Regions from separate parts of the Mus musculus genome. Here regions 1, 2, 3, 5, 6 and 7 are each linked to region 4. Evidence: chromatin loops called from intact Hi-C (ENCODE). Cell type or tissue: heart. All regions are shown on one strand. Region 1 has its middle 58 kb from the start of Erbin. Region 2 overlaps Nln (neurolysin (metallopeptidase M3 family)). Region 3 holds the start of Nln (neurolysin (metallopeptidase M3 family)). Region 4 holds the start of Erbin (Erbb2 interacting protein). Region 5 overlaps Erbin (Erbb2 interacting protein). Region 6 overlaps Erbin (Erbb2 interacting protein). Region 7 overlaps Erbin (Erbb2 interacting protein).

Region 1 (4,000 bases), 58 kb before region 4:
TACATGGCCAGCATCTCCAGCTTTGGCTTTGGTTTCCGTATTTGTAATAAAGGGGTTGGTATAGAGAGTTCCAGTTTTCACTCTCTAGACCAGCTTCCATAGGTAAAAGCACATGCTGAATGAAGCAGGACGAACACTTCATTCTTGGACTTTGGCTTGGTGGCACCTTCTCACACTCCGGCAGGACAGTTCCATGAACTGAGACCAGGCGTTTACCAGCGGGTTCCTGAGCAGCTTTCCTGCTTTTGTGAGTTGTCTATATTCACTTCCTGCAGAGAGACTGTTTTATTAATAGCCTCAGACAGTCTAAAGCAACACACTTCTTTGACCCATCACTGTTTTTTTTTTTTATCTTTGGAAAGACCCAATGTGTTACTTAATTAAGAATAATTTACTCCTGGCTGTGGAGTTGTCAATGTGAATTTATTTTTGCTCAAATTCTATAGGGCCTGGCTACTATGAACCCTCCCCCCAAATCAAGTTTTTCAAACATTTACTTATTCATCATGTCTGAAGAATGGGGAGCCATCAAAATAGGATACAAACGTTCTCTGAGCATAATTTTACCCCAGCGACTACATACTCTTGAAACATTGTAGCTGGTCTTGCTATTTTGTGGGTTCTTTTTTCCCTACCCCTCCTCACCCTAGTTTTACTCCCTATCACCAGATAGGAGAGAAAGGATTGAAGGGGAAGAGAAAGAGGAAGAAGGAGAAGAGGGAAAGCAAGAGCTAGAGAGAGAGAGAGAGATGCGGGGGTGGGGAGAGAGAGAGAGGGAGACAGAGAGAGAGAGAGAGAGAGAGAGAGAGAGAGAGAGAGAGAGAGAGAGAAGAATGTGAATCCCTGAATTTAATTTCTTTTCTCTTGTTCCTTCTTTGAGTATGACTACTAACAAAAAGCAACCAACCGTCCTGCCCCCGAAAGACCAACAATCACCAACCCCACTGGAGGTCCTAGCATTTATTACTCTAAAAAGTTCCCAGAACGCCAAATGTCACACAGTCTTAGAAACTATCTGCAGCTGGCAAAACCACGCCTCTGCTAGAGCACGAGGCAAATCATAGTCAGCTGCTGCAGACAGTCCGAAGCAGCCTCCACATCCTGGGATTAAAATGAGAGCACATTCTTATAATATTTTGTATTTTTTAAAGAAAATAATATTTTTTAGGGAGGGGAGAGTTGGTGATTCATTTTGAAATAGGACCCAGGTCTCTTTTATTCTGTAGGACATCCATTTGAAAAACATAGGATTTCCTAACATCAAATAGAGAATTAATTTCTTCTAGAGAATTTACAATTCATATTTGGCTCAAATAAATTTGAAGTGGAATAGTTACTCACTCTTAACAGGCCTTCAGATGTGATGAGAAAAGAGGTGGTGGTGGGGGCAGGGGTGTCAAGCATGACACTGTTCATTCAGTAATTAAAGAACTCTTTTTTGTTTTTTTTTCTCCCCAGTTTATTCCATGGTCTTAGTCCTAAGTCAGTATTTCACTTAGTTTTCAATTCGTTTGTTTTTAGATGATTTATTTTGATTTTATGTGCATTGGTGTTTTGCCTGCCTGTATGTCTGTGTGAGAGTGTCAGATCCCCTGGAACTGAAATTACAGACAGTTGTGAGCTACAATATGGGTGCTGGGAATCAAACCCAGGTCTTCTGGAAGAGCAGCCAGTGCTCTTAACTGCTGAGCCATATCTCCAGTCCCTAGTTTCCAATTCTTAGAAATAAACCTCTTGAAGTATTAAGAGCTGAGTCCTTCTTTCATTAGACCCTTAGCATCTTTGCAAGTAGATGCTGAGAAACTTGTGGTCTCTGTGTAAACTGACATTTGCAGCTCTACAAGACTGAATTTTGAGCCACAAAATGGTATAAGCTTAAATAGTAAATATATTATGCTACCAAGATTTTCCTTTTGAAGACAGTTTTGCTATGTAGCTCAGGCTGGCCTTGAACTTGTGATCCTCCTGCTTCAGGCTCCCTAGTGCTGGGGCTATAGGCATGCATCACTAAGAAGGCCAGTTGTTCCCGAGGCAGAGCCAGGAGTCTGCTGCAACCAGTCTGGACAGGCTGGTGAAAGCTGATTAGTAAACCTTCAGGAATGTTGTGAGCACACTGAAGGCTTTGCTAACTTGACATCAGCCACGGTGGCAGTATTACAGACATGAGAGCCATGCTGTAAATCAGGCTCTTCACCCCCTCCCCTCAGCCCCAAAGTCTTCCCATCCCTCAACCCAAAGATCAGCAGCTTGTGTCTCCTCGTGCCTGGAAAGTGGCAGCCCTAGCAGCCTTCCTCCTCCATTCAGGCGTGTGTGAGACCAGGGATACCAGTGTTCAGAGCTCAGCTTTCATCTCTGAAGGTCAGAAGTTCTCTTTAGGGTGTCAGCTGCTGCTTGGCAAAGGCAGGTTGATATGGAACATTAGAATACCCTAAGGTCTGAGGCAAGGAGTGACTCACTGTCCCAGTCAGCAGGGGACACTCATTTCTCCACATGACAGGATTTTCCTTCCGGTATCAACAATCACAGGGACTATGTTTGAAGGTTTTGTTGTTACCAGACAGTAGGAGGAGGAGGAGTGTGAGGAAAAGAAAAGAAGGGAGCGAGGAAGAGCAAGAGGCTGAGAAATCAGGGCTCAGACCCTTGAGATACCTGAAGAATGTCCTCCACTAGAAAGAGGTCATTCATTACTTGCTTAATGCGTTGTAGAAATCCTGCCTTCCCTGCATGCCAGCCAGGCCAGACCTGTTCTAACTGGTAGATTTCATCTTGCAGAGAATGTTCTGAAAAGCGTGTTTGTTTATTCCATTCGTTTGCCAGAGACTTACAGGGCCTCTGCTTGGTTCGCCTGGATCTAGAATGATGGCTGACTCAGCCTGAGTCATCCAGTTCTTTCACCTTTGTAGGTCAAGTCACAGAAGTGAAATTGAACCCTGGAAAACAATCCAGGTAGCTCTTTCTTCACAGTATCCGTATAAAGTGCTGAGGTTGAACCCAGGGAGATGTGCCCTACCAGAATTCTGCCAAGCCTGAATTCATTCCTGAAAATTTCAAGGAAGAATGGCGTCTTTCTCCGGTATGTAGATGTGGAATTTGGGACCTTTAAAGTGGATAGATACCCCAAACAAATTCTCATTTGTAGCTCATAAAATAATCCCCCTTGGGGCTTTTTAATATCTTACTACTCAGGCCATACCACAGACCAACAGAACAAAAACTGAGATGTGCAACTCAGACATTGGCTGGTTTTAAAAGTTCTCTGGCCGATGTATTTTTTTTTTTTTTTTTGCACTGGTATTTGAGACCCACCGACAAAAAGCAGGACTCCTAGTTTTCTTCCCAGTGTGATTTATTTTATGTTTAGTCACTGTCCCAAATATATTACAATTCTTTCCTTAGTGTCTGTTCCCCCAGTTGTTTCTTCTAGGACTTTAAATAGACAGTGAATCACACATTCAAAACAATAATTCGATTGAAGTAAGCTAACTGACTGACACACCACAGCTAGGATCTTGTTACAACCTTGTTCAATTAAAAAAAAAAATCCCTGTTGATCAGATGGAATACTGGTGAATATACAGAAGGGGGAAAAATCTAAGCATCTTCTTGAAGATAACTTCTTGAAGATAACTTGATAAAAAAAAAAACTTTTTAGAGAGCAATTTGAAGGCATACATTAAGTTTTAATATCCATGTTTTCATGTATCCATCATCTCTACTTTCAATAATTCAGATTAAAAATAACTGGATGGGTTACAAAAATATATATATTATATTAATATCAATATTTTTCTAGATTTTAAATACCTTAACCATGGGGGCCTTGACATGCCTGAAGCTCTCAGAAACTTCCAAATTACATGCTGACACACAGAAGTATCTTCCCCAATGAGTTACTGCCAAGCAAAGGGTCAACTATAATTATATTCATGTTAAACAGTAGCTCCATATTTTTATCCATTAAAAATGTTGTACCCAAACCAACAGTGGTTATACTAAGGAA
Region 2 (4,000 bases), 130 kb before region 4:
ACCTAATTAAAAAAAAATAGTACTAGCTGCTTTCCCAGAGGTCCTGAGTTCAATTCTCAGCAACCACATGGTGGCTCACAACCATCTGTAATGGGATTTGGTGCCCTCTTCTGGTGTGATTGAAAACAGCTACAGTGTACTCATATAAAATAAAATTTAAAAAAAAATTAAAGAAAGACAGACAGAGAGACAGACAAGGGGGAAAGAGTTATCAAATAAATTACTCTAGAGAGAAAGCTCTGCCCCCTTCAGCTCTTTCTCCTCTTTGTGCTGTCTCCTCTGACTGACTGAGCCAGCGCAGAACTGGCAGTACTTATGAATACACTGGCTCCAAAGGATGCATTACTAACCCAGCCATTTCCCTCACAGATGATTTAAGCCAGAAATTAAAACCCTTGGGTGAGGCTGAACGGGAGTTTATTTTGAGCTTGAAGAAGAAGGAATGCGAAGAGCGAGGTTTTGCATACGACGGGAAGATCAACGCATGGGACCTCCATTACTACATGACCCAGACAGAGGAGCTCAAGTACTCTGTGGACCAGGAGTCCCTCAAGGAGTACTTTCCCATTGAGGTGGTCACTGAAGGCCTGCTAAGCATCTACCAGGAGCTGTTGGGACTTTCATTTGAACAAGTGGCTGATGCCCATGTTTGGAATAAGAGTGTTTCACTTTACACCGTGAAGGATAAAGCTACTGGAGAAGTGCTGGGGCAGTTCTACCTGGACCTCTATCCAAGGTACCTGATTGGCTGGGGCAGTTTTACCTGGACCTCTATCCAAGGTACCTGATTGGCTGGGGCAGTTTTACCTGGACCACTATCCAAGGTACCTACCTGATTGGCTGGTAGAAGCAACCTGACTCTGCCCTTGAATATTGCCCACATGTACAGGGATTAAAATGTAGGCTCTCGCCAAGCTGTGATGGCACATACCTTTAATCTCAGCACTCAGAAGGCAGAGGCAGGTGGATCTCTGAGTTCAGAGCCAGCTTGGTCTACAAAGCAAGTTCTAGGACAGCCAAGGCTACACAGAAAAACCAAAAGCAAAAAAAGTAGGCTCTGAAGCCAGAATGTCTGCCTTCATCACGCTCTAGACAAGTTATGCAGCTTTGCTGTACTGTCTCCTTACAGGTCCTGAAAGACGGGAATGCTTATAGCACTGATTTTGTGGATTGTTGTAAAGATTACATAGGCTGATTACTTTCATATCGTTTAGGAAACTGCACCGCACATAGCTGAATTCTTTTAAAAAAAAAAACAAAAAACAAAAGAATAAATTTGTAAGTATGTTGTGTATGTGTGAGTACATGAGCCAGGCTAGACAGGGCATCTGAACAACCTCCCAGCCCATCACCATCACCATCTACTGCATTTACTTAATTTAAAATTGCCCCCAGAATGTTTATTAACTAGATAATCTGTCTGCCATTCAGTCCTTTACACTCTGAATATTTTCTCGATTGTCTTTCTGGGGCCATCACAATATAGTAGAAATAGCAAAATGTTTCTAATGTATCCAGATGCTCAGCTGGCGTAACCTCCCTGAGATGTTCGTTCCTCTGGGCCCTCTGTAAGAATGATTATGTGCTAAGGACTGCATGTGCACATTTCCCAAACATTTAGTCAGGGATCAAATTTCAAATATTATTGTTTAAAGTATGTAACTATCAACTCCAAATGTTCCATCAAACACAAAAGATTTGGACCTTTTTCTCCTTAGGTTACTTTCTAAAACAAACCCATCCTTTTGCAATTAATAACCCATTATAAATAGACCAAAAAGAATTGTAGCACTCCCTCCTTCAGCAAAGGGTCAGTGAGTAATCCCCTGGCTCTGGATGCTCAGAACGAGGCTGAATTGTGATCCGTTTAGTGGCACAGGTGTCCTTCAGCACCTAGGCTATCCCAAAGCTTTTTGGGAAACTGCCAGGAGGGCCAGTGATGGCTCAGTGGGTAAAGGTACTTGCCACTAAGGCTGACAACTGATTTGATTCCCAGAAGCCATAGTGAAAGATTACTGACTCTGACCTACACACACACACATTGTAGTATGCACATACCCACGTACATACATACACTAGTGTCAGGTACAGTTTATGTGAGTACTTAAGAGGATAATCCTTTTTGGGCCAGCAAATGGATTAGTCGGTTAAAATCCCGTAATCCCACAAGGTGGCAGGAGAGGACTAACTCCTGAGAGTTATACTCTAGCCTCCATAGAGGAGCTAGACACATGAATGTACACACACACACACACACACACACACACACACACACACACACACATACACAGGTACACACACATATATACACACACAATTTAACCCAGGAAGTCTTTCCTGTCTCCTAACACACTTCCAAGGGACAAAGCCCTCCCATCCACTGTGTCTCTACAATATACTTGCCCTGTTTCATATTAGAGATCTGGTTGTTGCTAGAGTAATCTAGCATAGGGTAATCTGTTGTGAGGTTAGTAACCTAACTTATACTCGTTTCTGTCACAGTCCGCAAAAAGATGAAATACAGGCTAACAGTCTTGTTTGTCTGGCTCCAGAGCAGAATTCCGAGTAGATTCTTTAAAGACTTATTTTCTTTTTAAAGCACATTTTATTTTTACTCATCAAATACCGAGATTGTCAAACAAACAGAATCTTCTGATTCTTACATGAAACTGCAAGGTAAGAACTTTTAGTCTCTATCACTTGATAAACGCAACATGAAAAGATGTAATCTCAGAATTGAGAATTTTTAAATTAACTAAATTGAGTATGTGTTTATTTGTTTGTTTTATTTTGTTTGGGGGTTGTTGTTTTAAATAGGATCGCTCTGTGTATCCCTGGCTATTATGAAGCTCACTTCACTGTCTAGTCCAAGCTGTCCTCAAACTCACACAGACCTCCTGCCTCTGCCTCCTAAGTACTAAGATTAAAGGTGTGAATCACCATCCAAGAGCTGGAGAGATGCTCAGGAGTTCAGACCAATGGCTGCTCCTCCAAAGGACCTCCCAGATGGTTGCGCACAGCCATCTATAACTTTAGTTCCAGGGGATCCAACACCCTTCTCTGGACATGTGGGCACTATATGCAAGTGGTGCCCTGGCTTACATCTTCTCTGGAGGATCAGAGTTCAGTTCCCAGGACCCACATCAGGCAGCTCACAGCCGCCTGTGATTCCTGGAGATTTGACCCTGGCCTTCACAGGCACCTGTACACATGATATACATATACCCATAGATAGTAAAAATAACTTAAAGATAAAATATAAGTAAAAAGCAAAGAAGAGTAAAGCCTCTCTGAAGATGTAAAAATTAGCAGAATGTCTTTAATCGAAAAAATAGAAACATGTAAAATCTCTTAAGAGTTTTAGCGGGAATGTTTACTAACTGCCTCCACAGTACATTGACACCCATTTTACACTCTCGCCCAGTGCATGCAGCGTGTTACAGTATACCAAAGAGTGTCTAAAATGGCAGGCAAGCGTGCCAAGGTTTTTCTGTTTACCTGTTTCTGCACTTGCAGTTCCCTCTGAGATCTTCCAAGAACACCCAAGGGCTCACTGAATGCCCAGAGTGCTGGAGCTGCAGGCATGGGCCACCATGCTCCCATGAGTTTGTCCTGCAGTTTCCAACTCTCCAGACTTAGCCAGCTGACTGTGCACGGCACCCACACCTACACCTTTCAGCATCTCAATGTGGTTATCTGCTCAAATGTGCTCATGGCTCTAGCATCCGCATCGTGCGAATGGGTCCCCTGTTGGCTTTGCTTCTTTGTATTTCTCACAGGTTGATTCAAAGTCAGGAGTTTGAGTGAAGACTATGGTTAACTTTACGTCTAAAATTGGCCCCACATTTACTTCTGCTAGGCTTTTCATATGGGCTATTGGCTCATTTAGTAATTAGGTAGGTTCCAGAGCATCCACTGCCTGGTTTAACCTCTGCTTGCTGCAGACTTGCCCTTGTTCTAGACTGTGTCTAGAATTCATTTGCCAAAGTTTTTCCTAAGT
Region 3 (4,000 bases), 190 kb before region 4:
CTGATTTTGTTATTAAAAACCATAAGCTTTGGATTGTAGCTATTTTAGTATTTCTTTACAAAATTAGGACACAAACAATAGGTGCCTACCTTCCAAACTTTCTTGTTCATCAGAAGTATATGCATCCATCTGACTTTGTTCCCGCAAGAAACGAATAACTGCATAAACTAGGGGCTTCACAGATGACATTTTAGACGCTTAAATATCTCCTTGATTAAAAAAGAAGAAGAAAATAACAAGGGTCATCCACCAAGTTCAAAGCAATAAAAGCAAAAATATTCATTACCTTGATTACTTTTCTCTCTTTAAAGGGTCCAGAAAGCACAAGTGGTTATAGTCATGTATTCCACATGCTCATTCAGACCCAGCACTATTCAACTATGTTAAAGCTTGCATCAGTAAAAAAATAAAAATAACAAAGACAGATTTTCAAAACATGTGTAGCAACGCCTAGAGCTCACCGTGTCTTAACAGCATATATGATACAGATACAAGAAAGTATAGGAGTGCAGACATATGGAGAATCACCCTTGAAAGGCCTCGCTTCTAAGTTGAGGGAGATCTCGTACTGCTGACTCAGAATGTGAGCCATAGTGAGAGCATCTTCCTTTATTCCAAGAGATTTTTTTTAATGTATTAATCATTTATACTCTACTACTTTTGTAGGTTAAGAGTCACTTGCTGACGACAAGGCTCTGTGGAAAGGTTATTCAACCATTGAGTGTTATTGTTAAAACCCGGCGTTTCTATTTAATCAGTACACTGGTCAGAAATCACCGTCTAACCCGATAGATAGTACAAACCGATCTGCCCCTGCCTGCAGTAGCTGTGCTCTCGTGGACAAGCTGGAAGCTCCTGGCCGCGTTCATTCACATGGAATACTATGCATCCAAACAGTGGCGCAGGGCCAGGTGGCATTAATGGCTTATTTCCACTAAATCGTATCAGCAATCTGCTCCCCGGGATCCCTAATTCACAGCCAGGGTGTGGTACCCGCTTCTAGGATGTTTATTAGCTTTGTACTTCTTTTAAAGGCGAATCTACTCCCTAGGCCAGAGAGGTTATTTCACTCTCTGACTAAGGACCCGGGGCAGAAGAGGGAAACAGAATGGGGGTGGGGAGAGCTGTCCAACCTCCTCCAAGCTTCCCCTCCTACATCTCCAATCACATCCACCTCCCACCCCCATGGTTCCCTCCCCGTTGTACCCCGGCTTTGCCTCAGCCCAGACAGTGTTTGCAGGGGGTGCGCGGTGCAGGCCTCCATCTGGGGCTGCGGGAGACGCACCCTTTCCAGAGAGAAGCCCCTTACCACGAGAGGACACGAGATGACGGCTGCGGGCCCGGGGGCGTCGGGAAGCGGGTCCGCCTGTCCCCGCGGTCCTCGGGGCTTGAGCGGTGTTCTGGATCGCAGAGGGGGCCACGGCTCCCAAACTTCCCCCGCTCCAATGCTGCCGCCGCCGCCGCCCCCTCAGCCCACCCGGCTGCTCGCAAGGCTCTCGGACGACAGTGCTTGCTGGATCCGCCCCAGGGGCGGAGCAGGGCACGGAGGGGTGGGGTGGAGGCGGGGCAGAGAGAGGGGCGGGGCGATGGACTCGGGGCGGGGACGGAGCCGGATGCGGGGCGGGGCTAGGGGCGGGGCCACGGCGTAGGCGTGGGCCTGCAGCACGTGGGAGGGCGCTGGCTAGCGGCCTCAGTCTCGAGATCTGGTCTGCTCCGCTCTGCCCGCTCTCGGCTTCCGGGCTCGCAGACTCCACCGCCCGCCTCCTGCACCTACCAAGCCGGAGGACCACGCGCCAGCTGCTGCCGGCCTCCCGGCCTGCCCATGATCACCCTGTGCCTTTCGGCTCTGCGAGGCCTCCACAGGTACTCTAGTGGGCGGGTTAACCTTGACCGTGGGCAAGGGTGGGGTCGTCTGTCGACGACAGCCGTGGGGCCTGGTGCAGCCCTACTACACCCACCCAGGATGCCTCTGGGACTGTTCTTTCCCTCTGCCTGCTTGATGGACTCTGTAGGGACACCTGGTGCAGCAACCTGGGGCCACCTTTCCCTTGCCGCTTCCCCCAGGAGGCCGTCCTTTCCCCTTTGTTTGGGATTGCTTCAGCCGCAGTCTGTGAGAATTGTTGGGTTCACAGACCCAACCCAAAATAAATACGGAAGGATAGACCGACGCGCCCTTCAGACCTGCGGACCTGATACAGAGAGTGCCGCAGCTGTGGACTCCAGAAAGCAAGCATTTTCGTACGCACCTCATGCACTTGTTAGCGGTCCAGGCGTTTAATATACACCCGAGACCGCTTTGGTTTTCATACTTATTTCCGTCCTTGCTTTCTAACTTCATTTTTATATCCCTCCTTCCTTAAAACATTCGATCTCTTAACCTGGCAAATTGACTTGGTCCAGAATTGTTGCTTGGACACGGTTTGAATTGCTTCCTAGCGCTCTAACCACACCCCTCTGCAACAGACCAGTAGCAAAATGGTGAGAGAATTAAATTCTTTGCACGGATATGCCGGGTTTTCGGGAACAAAGCCGCCACCACCTCCCATTGCCAAATCTGCCTTACACTGAAATTTCATGTGAAAGTTCAACGGGGAAAAAAGAACTTTGTGGGGTTTGTAGATGTGCACACAACTATTTCAACCATCAGCATTTCTGCTTTTCGTCATTTTCTATTGTGCTTTGCCACTCATCTGCGTGGATCACTGTGTTCCTTAGCCCTTGTGCACCCAGGGGACAATAGTGATTCTTCAGAGTTCACCTGATGACTGTGACCATTATTTGAGCAAGGTTTGTTGTTTTCTGGTCTCCAGGCTGGAAGTGGTAAAGCTGTCAAATGAAGTTCTTTTTTCCATTTAATGGAAAGCAAGAAGAGAGAATAAATTTCCATTATAACGCTGCTAGCTCTCTTTTCTAACTTTTTAATATTAAGACCCCTTTACCTTTAAAAATTGCTGAAAACCTAGGAACATTAATTTTGTTGTTGTCGATTATATCTACCGATAGTTAACCATATACAATTAAAACTGGGACATTCGGGCTGGAGAGATGGCTCAGTGGGTAAGAGCACCCGACTGCTCTTCCGAAGGTCCAGAGTTCAAATCCCAGCAACCACATGGTGGCTCACAACCATCCTTAACGAGATCTGACTCCCTCTTCTGGAGTGTCTGAGGACAGCTACAGTGTACTTACATATAATAATAAATAAATAAATCTTTAAAAAAAAAACTGGGACATTCATAAAGATTAATGTTTATCAAGTAGTAATAAATATATGCGTATTTTTCCATTTATCTTGTCAGTGGATGCTGGAGTGACTTAATACAAAATGGCTTGATTACTACACATACCTGTACATTTAAGCTGTTTCTCCATTTTATTTTGATTTAAGAAGGAAAACCTTACTTCACATTCATATATAGGTAGAAAGAGAAGAATTTTTTTAAGCTTTATTTATTTTATTTATATGAGTATACTGTAGCTGTCTTCAGACACACCAGAAGAGGGCATCAGATCCCGCTACAGATGGTTGTGAACCATCATGTGGTTGCTGGGAATTGAACTCAGGACCTCTGGAAGAGCAGTGAGTGCTCTTAACCACTGAGCCATCTCTCCAGCCCAAGAGAAGAATATTTTAATAGCTTTCTAAAGTAACCATGGTCAGTGCTTGGTTTTTTAAGGGTGAGCTGCAGAGTAGAGTTCGGGGCGTGTACCACTGACTCTACTTATGCTGCTATGCTAAGTTCACTTGGTGTATCTTTAAATTGGGAGGGTACTCTGCATAATTTTGAAACTCCAGTCACAGTTCATTTGGGAATAAGTGGCTGTGCTATGGAGTTTTTCTGATGTTGACCTATTTTATTACATACTGTCTAATGTTACATTCCTCAGGGTTACCATCCATTTTTATTAGAAGTCTTCAAGTGCTCACTGTAGTAGATCCTATTCTCCAACATTCTAGTTTTCATTGGAAGCCTGGAATTTTATTAGTGACTACATCCTT
Region 4 (4,000 bases):
AACTAGTAGAACATTTTCCTTAAAATTATGAGCAATGTTATTATAGCTCTGCCTCAGCTGTACAGGACATAGTAAAACATGCACCATTCTTGGGGCTCATTCTCCAGCATAATCAGAACTTCGGTAACAGTCGAATGGGGACCGTCTGTCGCCTGTATTCCTGTTCTCTGTACTGTCTAAGGAGTGAGGCTCATTCTCTCTTCACTCAGCATCGACATATGCTATCTTCGTTTTCTCCTTCCACTAAAAGCTGCTTTAGAGATCAATCTGATGAATTAGGTATAAATGACTACTGTTAAGGCTTAAAATATTACCTTTCCTGCGATTATGGCTTTGCTCTAGAGAAATAAACCCCGAGGGAATAAGTGCGACTGACAGAATTTCAGGTGAGTTATGGCGACTTTTAGTCAGAGTGGTAGTCACAATAGTCCCCAGCAGGAATTTACATTAAAAAAGGCTAGGACCAGGGCAAGTTTTAACCTAGAGTTGGGGGTTTCCTGTTATTTAGGCTGGGGTTAGGTTTGTTTCAATCTATCCTACTATCCCTTTCCTCACATGGTGCTGGAGATCAAACCCAGGGCATGGTTTCTACTACTAAACTACATAGGCAGTTACATTTAGTAGGGTCTAAAGCTACAGGATGCAGTAGTACTGGAATCCCAGGAGTCAACAGGGATCTCACTGGATGGAGGCTGCTTCATCCAGGACACTTTAGGATAGAGACCTTTTGATCATAGCCTTGCCATTGAGCTCTGATCAAACTCCAAACATTTTCCAAAGATGGTGTAAAACAAAACGTTCTCATGTCCGTTGAAACAGTCTGTACAAATACACCGTTTTTAAAATATACAATGGCTAAGATCCCTATTAGTATAAAATAGATTCCCAAGATGAAATGACCAGTTCTGCCATTCCCGGGGCTGTCATCGAATGTTTTTCAGAGACCGCTCTGAAACCCTGGTACCACTGTCCTCTACGGGCTAAGAATCTAACGCTCGTGTTAGTTAATTCTAGCAGTTTTGGGTGTAGTTAAAATGCTTCCACTTCAATTCAAAATGATTTGAATATCTTTGGAATTATTCCAAGTATTTGTCTCTGGCGTAGAACTCAACTTTAGTAAATAATTCTTTGGTGGACTTCGTGAACTCTTTCCCTTGGATGCAAGCCAAAACTCATCTGTAAGGCATATAGCTTTTTATTCAAAGTTGGTGATGAATAATTATCTCTGGGCTACAGACGGAAGAACTGAACCAGTGGCTTGAAGGACCCAGAGGCTAATTACCATCCCTGTGCATAGTTAATACAGCAGAGTGGGGGTGGACGATGGTTTGCCCAGAATCTATTCCATTCCCTCGGGTAAAACAAGGATGTTCTGTCTGCTAACATACTTAAAGCAGTAACTGTAAAAACGGCAATGTTATGGTTGAAGCTTTCTAAGCCATATGTGTTGACAGAATGCTTAAGTCTCTCTCTGCAATAAACGCAAACCCTGCCAGGCAGAACTACCAGGGCCAGCGCGACTGACTGAACGACTGCACGCCCGAAAGCGTAGGGGCTGGAAGGCTTCGCGGCGCTCGGAGTGCATCCAATGTTTCCTCTAACAAAGGCACCGTCTTGAGGCAATTTCGCGGGCCACGCTCCCCGCCTCCCAGCACCAGCTTTGTCTCCTCGGAGGGGCCCCCGGCCGCGTCGCCGCTTGCAGCAAGCTCGGAGGCCGGCCCGGCGTGGGAAGAAGCTGCACGGAGCAGCGGCGGTGGTTTCCTGCAACCTGAGCGTGCCATTAGAGGCGTCGGAGTGCTGCAGCTGAAAGAGATACCTGCTGCCTGGAAATCGGGGCTGCACTCGAACAACCTCTTTGCACCAATTACGGTCGTACAAAGAAACTCGATCGGCCCGGGCGGCGGAGGCCTCGCGGGGTCGTGGGGGGCGGAGGGGAGCCCGGCGGCCCGGGCCTCGGGAGGGTGGGTGGCGGGCCTCCCGCCGCGCGCCTCCCCGCCGGCCCGCGGCCCCCGGCCCGCGCCCCCCGCCGCCGACGTCGACCGCGTAGACCCCGTGCGCGCTGACTGGCTCGCGCCGGCCTTCGCCTGGCTGTGGGCGGTTGGGGCGCCCCCGCGGGAGCCCGCCCCGCCCCCGTCGCCGCCGCCGCCGCCGCGCGCAGCCTCGGCCCCCTTAGCCGCCGGGGCGGTGGCGCTGTTGCCGCCGAGGCCTGTGAAGCAGAAACTCCCTCCACCCCGGCCCGGCCCGGGTCCGCCTCCTCCTTTCTCTCCTCCGCCTCGCCTCCCCTCTCCGTCTCCCGCTCGAGAGTGAAGGTGGCGCGGCGGCGCGCGACGCAGCCTGGGCCCCCGGCGCGGGCCCGCGAGCTCCCGAGGAGACCGCGCCGCCGCGGCCGCGACCGCAGGGAAAGAGGACGGAGGAGAGCGCAGGGACGGCGGCGGGAAGCCCGGAGGGTTCGAGCGCGAGTGGCAGAGACAGGGCCGGCCGGTCGGACCGCCCGACGGACGGTCGCCTTCCAGCCTGCGCGGCCGGTCGGCTCCGGCTCGGAGCGGCGGGGGCCGGGCGGGCGCAGGGCGCGGCCGGCGCACTCGAGACAATACCCGCGCGGCGCGGCTGTGGGGGCGGAGGCCTAGTGCGGCCCAGGCCGGCCGAGCTCCGCGTCCTCGCCCCCCGTGGGCCGCGCGAGGTTCCGCGGCTCGGGGCGGGCGCCGTCCCCTCCCCCTCGGCGGCGCGGCGCGCCACCCCGGGGTTCCGGGTTCCCGGGCCCCGAGCTGGAGCCTGCTTTTCACCCAGGCAGGAAGTGAGTTTCGCACGGCAATTCCGGGCGGTGTCACGAGTGAAAAGTTTTTTCCTTCGGCGGAGAAGCGAGCCGGGGCTGGGAAACTCCTGACACAAGTCGCGAGCAGGAAGCCAGCCCGCACCCCAGCCCCCACCGGAGCAGCCGCACTGCTGCGGCCGGCCGGGCGGCAGCTCCACATCCGCCTCGTCCTCACGGGAGCCTCGGCGGGGCCCGGAGCCACTGAGGAAGGGCAGGGAACCATGTCAAGCCGAGCCTCGGGACGGCTGCCCTGAGACACCCTGAGAGGTAATTTCTTTTCTTTCTTTTTTTTTCTTTCTTTTACGGGAAGCGTCGAGCCAAGTTCGTGGGCCGGAAGCGACGGTACTTTAGTCCACCTCGCTCTGCCCGACTCGTCTCCCTTCTTTCTCCCGTGCCTTGGCATTTTAGCCGCCGAATAGTAGAACTGATTTCTCCCCCTCGCCCCGTCTACCGTCTGGATTCCTTTCTTTTTAAGACGGGGATTGTAAGAATGCGGTGGGACGAAAAGTTTTTCAGCCATCGGAAGAAAGAGTTCCTTTGTTGAGCAGGAGGGCCAGAAGTTTTAGTGCTCCGGGACGTATACATTGTATATCAAGTTGCTGAGGCTGGCAACTTTTGTTTCCGAAGAAAGTTGAGTCTTCTGGCTGCGGGGAGAGATTGATTCCCTCTCCCTGAGATGGCTGCCACATTTGTTTATGTTGGTGCCGATTGTTTTGGTTTTCGCGTTAATCCTACGCGGAGGTCGTTTCGGTAGAACACGTCTGGTTCTTTGGACTTTAGAAACCGGCTGCCTGCCATTCCCGATTGCTTTTTCTGGACAGCGAAGGCGCCGCTTGTAGTAGTAGTAAGTCGTGCGTTCTTTTCAGTCAGTAGCTTAACAGTGCTTGTTTGGTTACTTGATTGAAGAGTAGCTGCTAGATTTTTCTTGAAACTGGCGTTCTAGGAAACAGAATGTCGTAAAGATTAGGGATGAGGACGGAGAAGGATATGGCTACAAAAACAAAACAAAACGCCAAACACCTGCAAGTAGTTGATTGGTCAGGACTTGTATGCAGTTCCGAATAGGAACAACACTGGAAGGGAAGCGAAATAAAACCCTTAAAATTTTCAGAAGAGTCACACTGTGCGGAAAAAGCGGCGCTGTTTTGCAGTTGTATGTGTGTTGGCCCATCTGTTTTTGTTTGCTTC
Region 5 (4,000 bases), 66 kb after region 4:
AGTTTATATCCCAGGTTTGTGATCTGCAGTTTGTTTCTCTTTCAGATTGGAAACTGGAAAAATATAACTGTGCTGTTTCTCCATTGTAATAAACTAGAGACGCTTCCAGAGGAAATGGGTGATATGCAAAAATTAAAAGTCATCAATTTAAGTGATAATAGGTTTGTAATCTGTAGTTGCTTATAGAATACTCTGAATGAAGTTAAAGTTTCATATGAAATACTACACTAGTTGATGTTTATTTCTCTTTACGTATATTTAAATTTTTAATTAAAAGAATGATTAAAATTTATATCATGTTACTTAACATGGTTCATTTTGAGCCAATATAACTACACAATTTCTATCCTCTTGTTATTATATGAGCTTTTAATTCATAAAGTCCCAAATTCATCTTAATACTGCTGCTGAACAAAGCAACTTTTAATCTAATCTTGGCTTATGTTTTTCTGGGCTGAGATTGACTCACACAGCTTGAGCCATAAATAACCAAAGTGCAGAGCAGACTGACCACTGAGATTGCTAGACTGGAGCAGAGATTGCTGAACTTGAGACACTGTCTTAGTGAGGGTTTCATTGCTGTGAAGAGACACCATGACCACAGCATCTCTTATAAAGGAAAACATTTAGTTGGGGCTGGCTTACAGTTTCAGAGGCTCAGTCCATTATCATCATGGTGGAAAGCATGGCAGCCTGCAGGCAGCCATGGTGCTGGAGGAGGAGCTGAGAGTTCTCCATCTTGGTCTGAAGGCAGCGAGGAAGAGGGTCTGGATCACACTGGCCAGACTTGAGCATGTATAGGAGACCTCAAAGCCTTCAGAGTGACACTTCCCCTAACACCTTCCAATAGTGCCACTTCCCATGAGCATAGCATGTTTAAACCACCACAGAGATTGAAACTAATTAAAGAACAACTGTGGGATGCTTTATATTTTATTTTGTAGTACTTTACAAACTATGAAGGCCATCCCTTTGGAATAGTACAGTAGGTTCCCTTATATAAAGGGGAACTTTGAAGCTCGGGTAAAAAATGTTAAAGTAGAGCATTTAGCATAATATTCTGACTTATCAGTATACTAATAGCTACATTTATTTAAAAAGAATCTATGCCTCTGTAAAAAGCTACAACAGTTGTCTGCTATGTGGCTGTCAGATAATCAGGTGGGCATTCTGACCTATTAAATTTGGCTGGAATTCCAATTGTATGTATTTTTTCAATATATTTGAAATTTCAATGTATTTGTATTTATTGCTGTAAAAAGACACTGTGACCATGGCAAGTCTTATAAAGGGAAGCATTTAATTGGGCTGGTTTGCAGTTAAGAGGTTTAGTCCATTTCATCATAGCAGCAAGCATGCAGTCAGCATGGTGCTGGAGAGCTGAAGAGCTGAGCGTGCTACATACTCTGACCCATAAGCGATGGGAAGTGACATAGCCATTAGGCCTAGCTTGAGGTTCTGAGACCTCAGAGCCCAAGCCCAGCAACCCACTTCTTCCAACAAAGTCACATCTACTTCAGCAAGGCCACAATAGTGGCCTAATAGCGACACTTCCTTTGAGCCTATGGAGGCTATTTTCTTTCAAGCCACTACACTAATAAGCACTTACGTTACTTTGTTTTTACATATTATCATCGTAAAATAATGAACCCCTAAAATACAGAACTGTGCAGTGTTTTTAAAAACAAGCTCTCTAGGACTTCTTACTACAGCTTTGGTTTTTTCAATACAAAACACAAGCAGTTTTGTGAGTACTCAATGTGGCCGTGCCTTTCTTTATGGAATGAACAGTTTTTATTTTTTTAACAGATTTGATTTTTCAGTTTATTAAAAAGTAGAGAAGCTACTATTAAACAAGTTAATGCTTCTGTCCTAGAACAAAGTTTTCAGACATAGCTAGAATGGTTTTGTACTAATATTGGAGGTTGCTTTTCATGTCTGCTGGTGACAGGGGTACCCCTCACCCTCAGGAAGGACACCCTCCCCAGGGCTGGTGTGTGTAGTGTTTAAGACTAGAGAATGTTCTTGTCCTTTCTCCTATATAAAAGTTTGCATTTGGCTTTACTTTCTTTTTTTAATCTTATGAATATAGCATTCTACAGCATTGTTCAGATGATTTGTATTTTTGTTTTCATTATTTTTGATGCTAGGAAGTAGGAAGATAGGGTCCATGCTAGGCAAGTGCTATTATACCACTGTTTCTGATGTGATCTCTTATCATTTAAACAGTTTCATTTTTAAGTTTAATCTTTGTTTTTTCCATTCAGGTTAAAGAATTTGCCTTTTAGCTTTACAAAGCTACAACAGTTGACTGCTATGTGGCTGTCAGATAATCAGGTGGGCATTCTGACCTATTAAGTTTGGCTGGAATTCCAATTGTATATATTTTTTCAATATATGTAGTATGTATTTTTCATATATATATATATATATATATATATATATATATATATATAACAGTATGTATTGTATTCCAAGAATATATAATGATACTCTTTAGTTTGTATAGAGCAACTTAACAGTTATACCTTGTTCACATATAAACATATATTTATCTTACTGTATTTAGAAACACATAGATCTTTTCACACATAGATGTATAAGTAATAAATTTTATTGTATTTTAGCAAGTTTCCAAACACACAAAACTTCAAAGATGAGGAAGTCCTACTCCACTCTACCCAACTTTGTGACATGACTTCCTGCCATTGTCACTTCGTTTTGAGTGCACATAAAATCGATTTTCAGCAATTTTGAGTGATAAAGTATTCTGACTTCAGTTATCATAGCCTACAGTAGAGCTCTTGAAGTTATTCTATCAGTTTTGTGCTTGAACCAGCATGTCCCAGTACACTCCCATCCCAAGTCCCTGTTAAAATGTTTGATTCTCTCTGAGTTTTTCTCTCAATGACATCACGTGATAGTTATCTTCCTGTGTTACAAGATATCTTTTCCTTTAAAGACTTACTTGTATTTCATTATGTGTATATGTTTAGCTAGTCGTTCATTAATGGACACTTAGGGTGATTCTATTTTCTTAAAGATTTTTTATTTTGTGTGTTTTATTTTTTATTTTAAGTGTTTTGCATGAATGTATGTATGTGTGAATGGTACCTGAGAAGGTCAGAAGAGGACATAGGTTTACCTAGAACTGGAGTTGTCATTTGGGAGCTGGGAACCAAACTCAGGTTCACTGTAAAAGCTGTTAACCTCTGAGCCATCTTTACGGCCCCATTAGACTAGTTTCTTATCTTGACTATTAAAATAATATTACAGATTTGTAGTGATGTAATTAAGCAAAAATCTGTAATAGTAGTAGAAAAAGGAAATAATACTTTTATGACTAATTTTGAGACAGTCCTAAAGGTCAGAGTTGGAATGATACTAGTTTGCTTAGTTTATTTTATTTGATGTTTTGAGACAGAGATTGGGGTATCTCTGTCCATCTTTGACTTGCCTGCCACTTGCTTATGTAGACTAGGCTAGTCATGAATTTGTAGAGATCCTCCTGCCTCTGCCCCTGCCCCTGCCCCTCTGCTCCTTTGCCTATGCCTATGCCTCCTGCATGCTGGGATTAAAGTGTATGCCATCGTGGCTGGTCTGTGAATAGGACTGCCAACCTAGGTGTAAAAGAAAGACATCACAGGAAGGAGATCTTGGTTATTGAGAAGACAGTGCTTGAAATGAAATGTTACCACACAGGAAAGAAAGGAGCAAATGAAAGAGAATTGAAAGATGCTAATTGAGCAGCTTTGGTAATCTGGTGACTCGCAAGCAAGGTGAGAATGATGGGTTTGGAGAGGTGCCTGTTGTCCTCACCTGCCTCTGCTGCTACTTGATGACTCTGCAGTCTGCTTTTCAAGCCTGGTTCTTGTCTGAGTGGCTCCCAGAAGGACATCCCTCTGCTTTATTTCTTGTAAACTATCCTTCAAATTACTTTGTACATCATCACTATTTCTATCAATATCTTTAGCCTAGTACCTGTGTCTGAATCATACAT
Region 6 (4,000 bases), 49 kb after region 4:
GAGAAGACAACAGCTAGTGTCCTAACTTGTGTAAGATTCTACATACATGTGTGTAGCATAGCAGACACATGTGATGAACACACAGGATAGTAAGGACAGAGTAATAAGCTAAATGAGATTATATAGGAGTAAAGAAAGAAGCTGTAATTTGGAGAAACAGTAAATGATGTGCCTCTTGAGCATTTGTGTGCACACATTGATTTTAGCCTTAACTGTGTATATAAAGAGTCTGAACACATGGTGGAAAAACCAACCAATTCAAATGCAGTTTTAGTTCTTGGAGATAGTAGTAGTGCAGAGGCTGTGGGCAAACTATGGACATGTGTTCTTAAAGGTAGAACTAGCATTTCATGATGCCTTTTAAATGGGGTATAGTCCCTCGTGCCTGTAATCTCAGCATTTGGGAAGCTGAGACATGAGGACTGCATGGTTTCTAAGCCAGTCTGGGCTTCACAGTGAGTCCAGGACAGCTTAAAATACAGAGTGAGACCATTCCTTAAGAATAGCCAAACAAACAAAACACAGACTAGCATGTGAGTGTGAGAAGAAGTATAAGTGATGTTGTTGATTTTATCATGCAACTGGAAAGGCGGGAGTATTGTTAGCTGAGATGGAGGGCTTGGTAGGCGCTGCATTTTCAAGGGACAAGTCGGGAATGGTTTTCAATTAGTTTACTAGGTAACAGGTTTCCTTATATCATTTTCATAAGTCCTTTTGTTTTGGTTGCTTCCCCCACCTTAAGATACCTTCTCATCTCTTTGCCCATCCTTCTCCCCATCTATATTCTGCTGTCCACACTGTTCCCCTTCCACATGGATTCTCTCTTGTTCTGTTGCCCTTGCGAGGTGAGGGCCCCGTTCGTTCTAGTTCCTTGCCCTATTCCCATATTTACTTCCACAGGTTTCACAATTAGAAGCTAGGATTTAGCAGGTTGTAGCAGCTCATAGAATATGCAGCTTAGAATATGCTGAAGAGGAGGAAATAGGAGGCTCATGAATTAGGCCGACCTAGGCTGGAGAGATGGCTCATTCTGGACCAGTCTTACAACTACTTTTAACTGCAATCCCAGGGAACCTCTGGCCTCTAAGCACTAGGCATGTGTGTGGTATACAGATATACAAGCAGGGGAAAGAAACATGCATTCACACAAAAGTAAAAAGGACACTTAAAAGAAAGCTGGTAGTTGGTTATGAGAGAGAACAGATAGTTACATCACTTAATGGTTTCTAGTTCTTCCCATTTCCTGCAGATTTCATAACTTCATTTTGTTTTGTGGCTGAATAAAATACCTTTGTGTCTATGTCCCACATTCTTATCACCCATTTGCTGATGGGCATCTGAGCTGATTTTGTTTCTTTTCTACTGTTAAAAGATGAGTGATAAGTAAAGAGCCCTGTGGGTATGTGCCCTAGGTTGTGTAGCAGAGTTGTATGATAATTTTGTTTTCAGTGTTTTGATTACTATAGTGATTATATCAGTGAATACATTTATTATTCCTTTCCCCCATACCCTCCCTGTATTTATTTTCTTGATGGTAGGTCATTCTGACTAGGGTGAGTTAGATCTCAAAGTAGTTGTAATATATGTTTCTCTGATGGGCATCTGCATTTTCTTTTAAAATTGTTTGTTAAGTGTATTGACCTACTTACCGATTGCAGGTTTGTGGATTATGTATGTATGTGTGTTTAATTTTCACAATTCTTTATATAGTCTATTCATTAACTCCTTGGCTGAAGTATAGCTGACGAAGATTTCCATTTTCTAGGCTCTCTTAGGAACTCAGGCTTTTTATTTGCTTGCGTGCTTTCTTGTTTGAGATACCAATTTCTCATCAGTTATTTTTAAGTATGGAGTTAAGTTATAAAAACAGTTCAAGATGTATGCATTTGAGAATTGTGACCATATAGATACTATGTAATGACTAAGGCTAAGCAGATTCACTAAGGTCATAAGCATGGGAGATAAGCCCAAGGAATGAGGCCTGCTCATCTTATACCTTACAACCTTAGGAGATCTGAGAGAGTAGGAAAATGAACAAAAGATGATGAGAATGAACCCCAGTGAAGTATGGTAGAATCATTTTCTTTTCTCCGTGTGTGTGGGGGGGGGAGGGGGGAAGGCTATTTGTCGGACTGTATTTATACACGTGCTTGTGTAGAAGCCATAGATTGAAGTCAGATAGTGTTCTCAGTTGCTGTCTACTTATTTTTTTTTGAAATAAGGTGATTAACTGAGCCTGGAACTGACAGATTTGGCTAAAATAGCTAGTTAGGAAGCCTTTAGCTTCTTCCTGTCTCTACCTCCCCAGAGCTGGGGTTAGAGGCATGTAGTTCCATGCCCAGCTACTCTACATGAATGCTGGAGATCAAAATTCAGGCCCACATTCTTAAGCTGTAAGCACTTTACTGACTGAGCCATCTCCCCAGACCACTCACTACATTTTAACTGTTGATAAAGTCCAGGTATTTGTAGTTCATAACATGTCTTCCAATTTGTGTTTGGTATGTTTTTGCTGAATAATAAAATAAAGATGTATTTGAATTTGAGGTACCTGAACAAAACCTAGTACTTAAAAAGTATTAATATGAAGTTTAGAAAAGGGAAGGAATAATAGAGTTTTGAAAACTAAAAAGAGCTCTTACTTTGTGTATTTTTGTAGAATTTAGCATAGTTCTAATTTTATTACAGCATTACTAGTACTTACATAGAATGTTTTTACCATCCTCTAGAGAATTCTGTTCCCTTGTCTAGTAGCTCCTAGGCTCTGGTGTAACTTTCTTCTGTGGAGATGTGGACAACTTTTGTTGATGTTGTTGTTGTTGTTGTTTGTTTGTTTTTCCACGTTAGATAGAGCATCAAGGACAGATCAAAGAAATTATTCCAAGGTCTAGTGTTCTGAGGCAGTGCATTTATTGGGGTTGCTTATAGAAGTATAGATACTAGGGCAACTGCATCATCAAGAAGCTGGTGACAGCTCATGAAAGGTTCATCACCTGGCCTCCTGCCCAGCTTGTAGAGAAACTGCACTGGAGTCTCCGCTTCTCCAGTGATTGTTTACTATTCTTACACAATCTTGTGGAGAAACTATGAGACTCTTCAAAGTTTGGTGAGGCTTCTAAGTCTATGAGCTTCAATTGAAAGTTTCAATTTAGAGGGAATAGCTACACAACACCAGGCAACCTCGTATTTGCTTTGCTTTGTTTCTGCAGATAAGAAAAATGTTTATTGTGGATTGTTCAAATCAATGAAACCATACACTATATGTCCTTTTGTCTGGCTACTTTCTCTTAGCATAATATTTTCAGGACTCATTCATGGTATATCATATATTGATATTCCATAGTGTGACTATACTATATTCTGTTTATTATGCTTATATATTAAATTGTTATTGATGGACATTGGGCTATTATAAATAACATGAGTGTTCATGTACAGCATTTTCCTTAACATATGTTTTACGTGCTCTTATATACATACCCAATAGTAGAGAGTTGCCGGGTCATTTGTAATTCTGTATACATAACATTTTGAGGAACCATCAGATTATTTTCCACTGTGGTTATATGCTCTTACCAGCAATATTTATTCTCACCATCCATACCTGAATTTGTTACTTTCATATGCTATATTTAGTCAGGTCTCTTAAGACAGATTTCTCCACCTAGTTTCTCAGTCTTCCCCCCCCCTTTTTTTTTTTTTTTCCTTCCCCTTCTTGATAATTAACTTTTACCATCCTGGCCATTTCTTTAACAGTACTTTTAATATGAGTTTGTTTGATACTTCCCATCATTTAAATTCAAGTTGTATGCTTTTGCCCTATGATGAGGCTAACTGGTAACTAACTCCTACTGACTCTAAAGCAGTGTTTTTTAACCTGGGGGTTGTAAATCAGATATTTATGTTGCAGTTCATTACAGTAGCAGATTTACAGCTGTGAAGTAGTAATGAAATAATTTTATGATTGGGGATCACCACAACATGAGGAGCTGGTGTTAAA
Region 7 (4,000 bases), 81 kb after region 4:
TCTAAGTGTACTGATTGAAAGCATATAATTTAATGACTTAAACAATTTACAAAGTTGTAAAACCATCACCACAGTTACTTGCAGAATATTTGTATAGCCACAGAAAGAAAAAGAAATGTCATCCTTTTTGTCCCTTTAAGGCTTTGCACGCCCCCCCCCCCCAGCTCTAAGCAACTAGTAAGTACTTTGCCTGTATAGATTTGTCTATTACTGCTCAGTAAGTGGTCTTTTATCGTTTCCTTCCCTTGGCATATTCTCTTGAAGTTCATACTGTGGTAATTCTCAGAACTGCATCTTATTTCTATGGTGTCTGAATAGTATTCTATTGAATTATATCTCAGGTATAAGTGAGACTGCTAAACATAGACAGAACTCTCAGTTTTCTGAGACTAAGTCTCCATAGCCCAGATAGTCCTGGAGCTCACTATGCAGCCCAAGCTGGTGTAACTCGTGATACTCCTCCTGTCTTAGCCTCTTGCATGCTAGGTGTATAGCTGTGAGCTACTGTGCCTCGCTGAACTCCACGGTGGCTCTGGTTCTCCCTTAACTCCAGTTCCAGAGGCTCAACACCCTCTTTTAACCTCCATGGTTATCACACACACACACACACAGTCATACATTCAAGCAAAACATTCATACACAAGAAATAAAAATAAATCTATAATGATATGAATAGAGATTGAAAACTATTTCATTAAAATAGTATTTTTGTACACCAAGAAATAGAGCTACCATGTGGGTGCTGGAAAATAAACCTTTGTCCTCTGCAAGACAGCAAGTGCTCTTAATTGCTGAGTGATCTCTCCACTATCCATATCTTTACTGTGGCACTTACAAACACATAAAAGTCCTTAGTACTGTTTGTTTCTTTTTCAGAGGAACAAGTTTTGTAAAGCATTTGCTTTAGTTTCATCTTAGTATGTAGGAATGATTTAACTGGCAAGAGAGCTCATTTCCTGCATGACATATGATATTAAAATTTCTATTAATAGTTGATGACTAACAAGTCATTTTCTTTTCTGACACTACTCAGTAGTAGGTAATCTGCAACAACTGTGGCGTATTACAGGAAATAAACATGGAAAATAACAATTCTGTTTTCAAAATAGGTAAAATATTTATAGTTCACATTAATAGTAGTCTATCGTAGAAGCCAAATATAGTTATGAAACTACTCAACACTTAGGCAAAGGCTCTGTTGAGGGACTCCAGAAGTTGAATTTTTGAAAAACAGGATTGTGCTGTGGTCATTTTTGTTTGCCAGTAACCTCACACTCTGGCACGTGACAACTACTGATACAGTGATAAGGCTTAGAGCCAGAAATGATCCATGAGAAGTTTTAATCTGTGGTTACAGTACTACTGTAGGTTTATTGCTGCACTTGAAAAAGTTGAGTCATGCAGCTTTGTCAACCATTTCCATTAACAGGCACTTTTATACATGGTCTGAGCAGTTGCTTCGTTTCCCTGTGATGTTTTTATGATATATTAATTCATTTAAAGAGTCCAAAGTTTAATTCTCGTATTTATCCCTTTTTTCTTTAAACTAGGAATCTGAAGAACTTTCTTCTGATGAAGAAATGAAAATGGCAGAGATGCGACCTCCATTAATTGAATCCTCGATTAATCAGCCCAAAGTTGTAGCACTTAGTAATAATAAAAAGGGTTAGTAATAATCAAAAAGGTTAGATGTTAAGAGGGGGAGGCATTAAGACTAGAAATCACCTAAGTAAGATGTATTAACTTTGTGGAAGTAAATTTCATTGGATGTCACATTTTTGAAACATTCTGAAAGCAAAATTTATAACTGCCTTTCTAAAATGTTGTTCTTATTTCCCATTTTTAAAGAAAGAGATTGGTAGGTCCTCTCCACTCCCATGCAGAGTTTGTTTGTAAGGGCATGTACATTAAAGGGATATAATTCTAGATTATAATTCCATTTCTATTGAGTATTTCCTAGATACATTTTCCTTGTGTGCTTAATTTTATCCATTTATATAGACAAATTTGAATTGTAGTGAGGCCAATGAAGGATTTTGCATATAATACATTGCATAGTTCCTGATATATACGATTTATACTATATAAACATTATTTTATTCCTATCTATTCCAGAATGATAAATATTAAGTGCTTTTCCCCAACTTTCGCCAGCTAATTGTCACCTATGTCATCACACAACTCTTGCGACTTGTGCCTGATCAGCTTGCGCTATCTCTGCCAAATGCTTATCCAGACGGTTGCTTTCATAGAGCTAATGATACTACCAAGGTGGCTCTTGGCCAGCTTGGGTTTATAAGGATACTTAAAAACGATTGAGTACTTTATTTAACAGTTGCTTAGGTACTAGGCAGTTGTTACTTAGCTGTTTAACAGTTGGTTGTAGTAATAGCCCCATAAAAAGTACTTCAAAGGCTGTCTAACATTATTTTTTACACATTAAGGAACTAAGACTCAAGTACCTTGAGGTTGGAGTTCCTAAACCATTTGAGCCCTATTTCTAAAAACAATAAACTATCTTTAATCGATATGTGGGTATGTCTGAGTACATTAGACCCTTGAGTTGGCTAGAGTTGACTTCTTTATAAAGAGCTTTTTTACAACTATTTTCAAATTCCTTTTAAACTTGTGCTTTAGTAGATATGAACAGTTTCCTTTTCGTTGTTCTAAACAACCACCTCACACATGGAGAGATTACCACTTTATAAACAGGTCTTTGAGGTGGAGAGATACAGAGGACCCACGCTTGGTTCCCAGCACCCACATTGGGCAGCTCACTCTAACTTCAGCTGCAGGGGATATGATACCTTTGACTTCTGAGCACCTTCAGTCAAATGCACATACACACACAGGCATACATATAAAAGTAAATGTTTACATTTGAAATAAAGGAACCGACCCTTGAAATTTTGATTTTGTTTACATATTGATTACATTGCTCAATTTTATTATCAAGATAGGCTGAAAAATATTACACATTCATATGAAATAATTCCTTGACTAGATGAACTATAGGAGGTTGTAAATATATATTTTTATTATGAGTTCTTAAAATCAAAAGGACGTTCATTCACCAAAATGAGTTAGTAGCCTTTGAAAATTGTGCAGAAAGCGAAGTCAAATTTTGGGTACCCTACATTACATTAAAAATTCGATTACAACTTTTAAATTTTTGAATTTTTGTATATTTTCGGATTTAATTTTCAGAGATACCACTGATTATCTTACCGACTTAATTTATCACCTCAGACATACAATCAGTGCAAACGCTTTCCATGAATTCTTAGTGAATTTATCACTGCGCTTCAATACTTTCTTCTTTTTTCAGATGATGCGAAGGATGCAGACTCTTTATCCGATGAAGTCACACACAACAGTAATCAGAATAACAGCAACTGTTCTTCTCCGTCCCGAATGTCTGATTCAGTGTCTCTTAATACTGACAGCAGTCAAGACACGTCACTCTGTTCTCCCGTGAAACAGACTCCCGTGGATAGTAACTCCAAAGTCAGGTCTGTGTGCATTTGAACAAATGTATTTACTTATACAATAAATAGAAACAATAATACAAATAATAAATATAGGGCTAAACATAAATGGTTTCACAGATATATAAGTGGCTTATGCAATAAATTTCTTTACTCCATTTTTAAAGTAATTGAGTAGTGATTGTTAGTGTCTGCTTAGTTGCAAAGATGTCCTGGAATTCAGAAGCCCATGAACCACACAGCTCAGAGGTGTGACATGGGAGCCCAGGATCCGTGAAGCTCTGAGGGGAAGTCTCCTGAGCAGAGGCTTTGCAGCTCCCAAGGAGGCCATCCCGGGGATGCTCAGCTCAGCAGCCTCAGCTCTGCTCCTTTTCTTCCCTTCTTTTCTCCTTTGCTCCCAAGCTGCCTCTGATGAGTCACACCAGGCAGTAAATGCCATAAGATTCACTGGGAGCCCAGGGTGGAGGAATGAATCCAGACAGCATTGGCTGCTTCTGTTCCCAGGAGTGCAC

Evidence for each region. A loop is a pair of places that touch in the nucleus more often than their neighbours do. Peaks named below come from ENCODE experiments on the same cell type or tissue, not always from the same donor. Only the 100,000 strongest peaks of a DNase experiment are listed, where the experiment ranks them.
Region 1: a loop joins it to region 4, with 2.5 times the contacts of the local background. A loop is called at or near these places in 4 of 42 quality-filtered maps.
Region 2: a loop joins it to region 4, with 2.0 times the contacts of the local background. A loop is called at or near these places in 17 of 42 quality-filtered maps.
Region 3: it touches region 4 in a loop (2.9-fold over the local background); 7 of 42 quality-filtered maps call a loop at or near these places.
Region 5: a loop joins it to region 4, with 2.7 times the contacts of the local background. A loop is called at or near these places in 7 of 42 quality-filtered maps.
Region 6: it touches region 4 in a loop (2.0-fold over the local background); 8 of 42 quality-filtered maps call a loop at or near these places.
Region 7: it touches region 4 in a loop (7-fold over the local background); 4 of 42 quality-filtered maps call a loop at or near these places.

What each region holds. Positions count from the first base shown.
Region 1 is chr13:103,976,836-103,980,835 of GRCm38, reverse strand. No RefSeq gene overlaps it. Among named protein-coding and RNA genes, the nearest start is that of Erbin, 58 kb to the right of the region's middle. In heart, no CTCF peak of the experiment used is centred here; DNase peaks (open chromatin) are centred at 2,205 and 2,315; H3K27ac peaks cover 1,070 bases.
Region 2 is chr13:104,047,231-104,051,230 of GRCm38, reverse strand. It overlaps Nln (neurolysin (metallopeptidase M3 family)), which reads left to right. Exons shown (of 13, transcript NM_029447.2): 8 at 370-736. It overlaps Gm30967 (a long non-coding RNA gene), which reads right to left. Exons shown (of 3, transcript XR_873894.3): 3 at 3,292-4,000. Among named protein-coding and RNA genes, the nearest start is that of Gm30967, 11 kb to the right of the region's middle. In heart, CTCF peaks have their summits at 119 (motif pointing left) and 2,156 (motif pointing right); no DNase peak of the experiment used is centred here.
Region 3 is chr13:104,107,279-104,111,278 of GRCm38, reverse strand. It overlaps Nln (neurolysin (metallopeptidase M3 family)), which reads left to right and starts at 1,665. Exons shown (of 13, transcript NM_029447.2): 1 at 1,665-1,863. The coding sequence starts at 1,823. Sgtb (small glutamine-rich tetratricopeptide repeat (TPR)-containing, beta) reads right to left here and starts at 1,538. Exons shown (of 11, transcript NM_144838.2): 1 at 1,310-1,538; 2 at 90-209. The coding sequence starts at 189. In heart, no CTCF peak of the experiment used is centred here; a DNase peak (open chromatin) is centred at 1,768; H3K4me3 peaks cover 2,228 bases; H3K27ac peaks cover 1,600 bases.
Region 4 is chr13:103,919,325-103,923,324 of GRCm38, reverse strand. Erbin (Erbb2 interacting protein) reads left to right here and starts at 2,739. Exons shown (of 26, transcript NM_001289473.1): 1 at 2,739-3,079. It overlaps D130037M23Rik, which reads right to left. Exons shown (of 1, transcript XM_006517803.4): 1 at 1-4,000. The coding sequence starts at 3,332. The coding sequence ends at 1,503. In heart, CTCF peaks have their summits at 2,216 and 3,919; DNase peaks (open chromatin) are centred at 1,694, 2,214, 2,824 and 3,914; H3K4me3 peaks cover 2,964 bases; H3K27ac peaks cover 2,855 bases.
Region 5 is chr13:103,853,156-103,857,155 of GRCm38, reverse strand. It overlaps Erbin (Erbb2 interacting protein), which reads left to right. Exons shown (of 26, transcript NM_001289473.1): 13 at 46-161; 14 at 2,268-2,337. Among named protein-coding and RNA genes, the nearest start is that of D130037M23Rik, 58 kb to the left of the region's middle. In heart, CTCF peaks have their summits at 1,828 and 2,027; no DNase peak of the experiment used is centred here.
Region 6 is chr13:103,870,006-103,874,005 of GRCm38, reverse strand. All of the region lies in intron 4 of Erbin (Erbb2 interacting protein), which reads left to right. Among named protein-coding and RNA genes, the nearest start is that of D130037M23Rik, 41 kb to the left of the region's middle. In heart, no CTCF peak of the experiment used is centred here; no DNase peak of the experiment used is centred here.
Region 7 is chr13:103,838,819-103,842,818 of GRCm38, reverse strand. Erbin (Erbb2 interacting protein) reads left to right here. Exons shown (of 26, transcript NM_001289473.1): 19 at 1,551-1,665; 20 at 3,329-3,512. Among named protein-coding and RNA genes, the nearest start is that of Gm52054, 66 kb to the right of the region's middle. In heart, no CTCF peak of the experiment used is centred here; no DNase peak of the experiment used is centred here.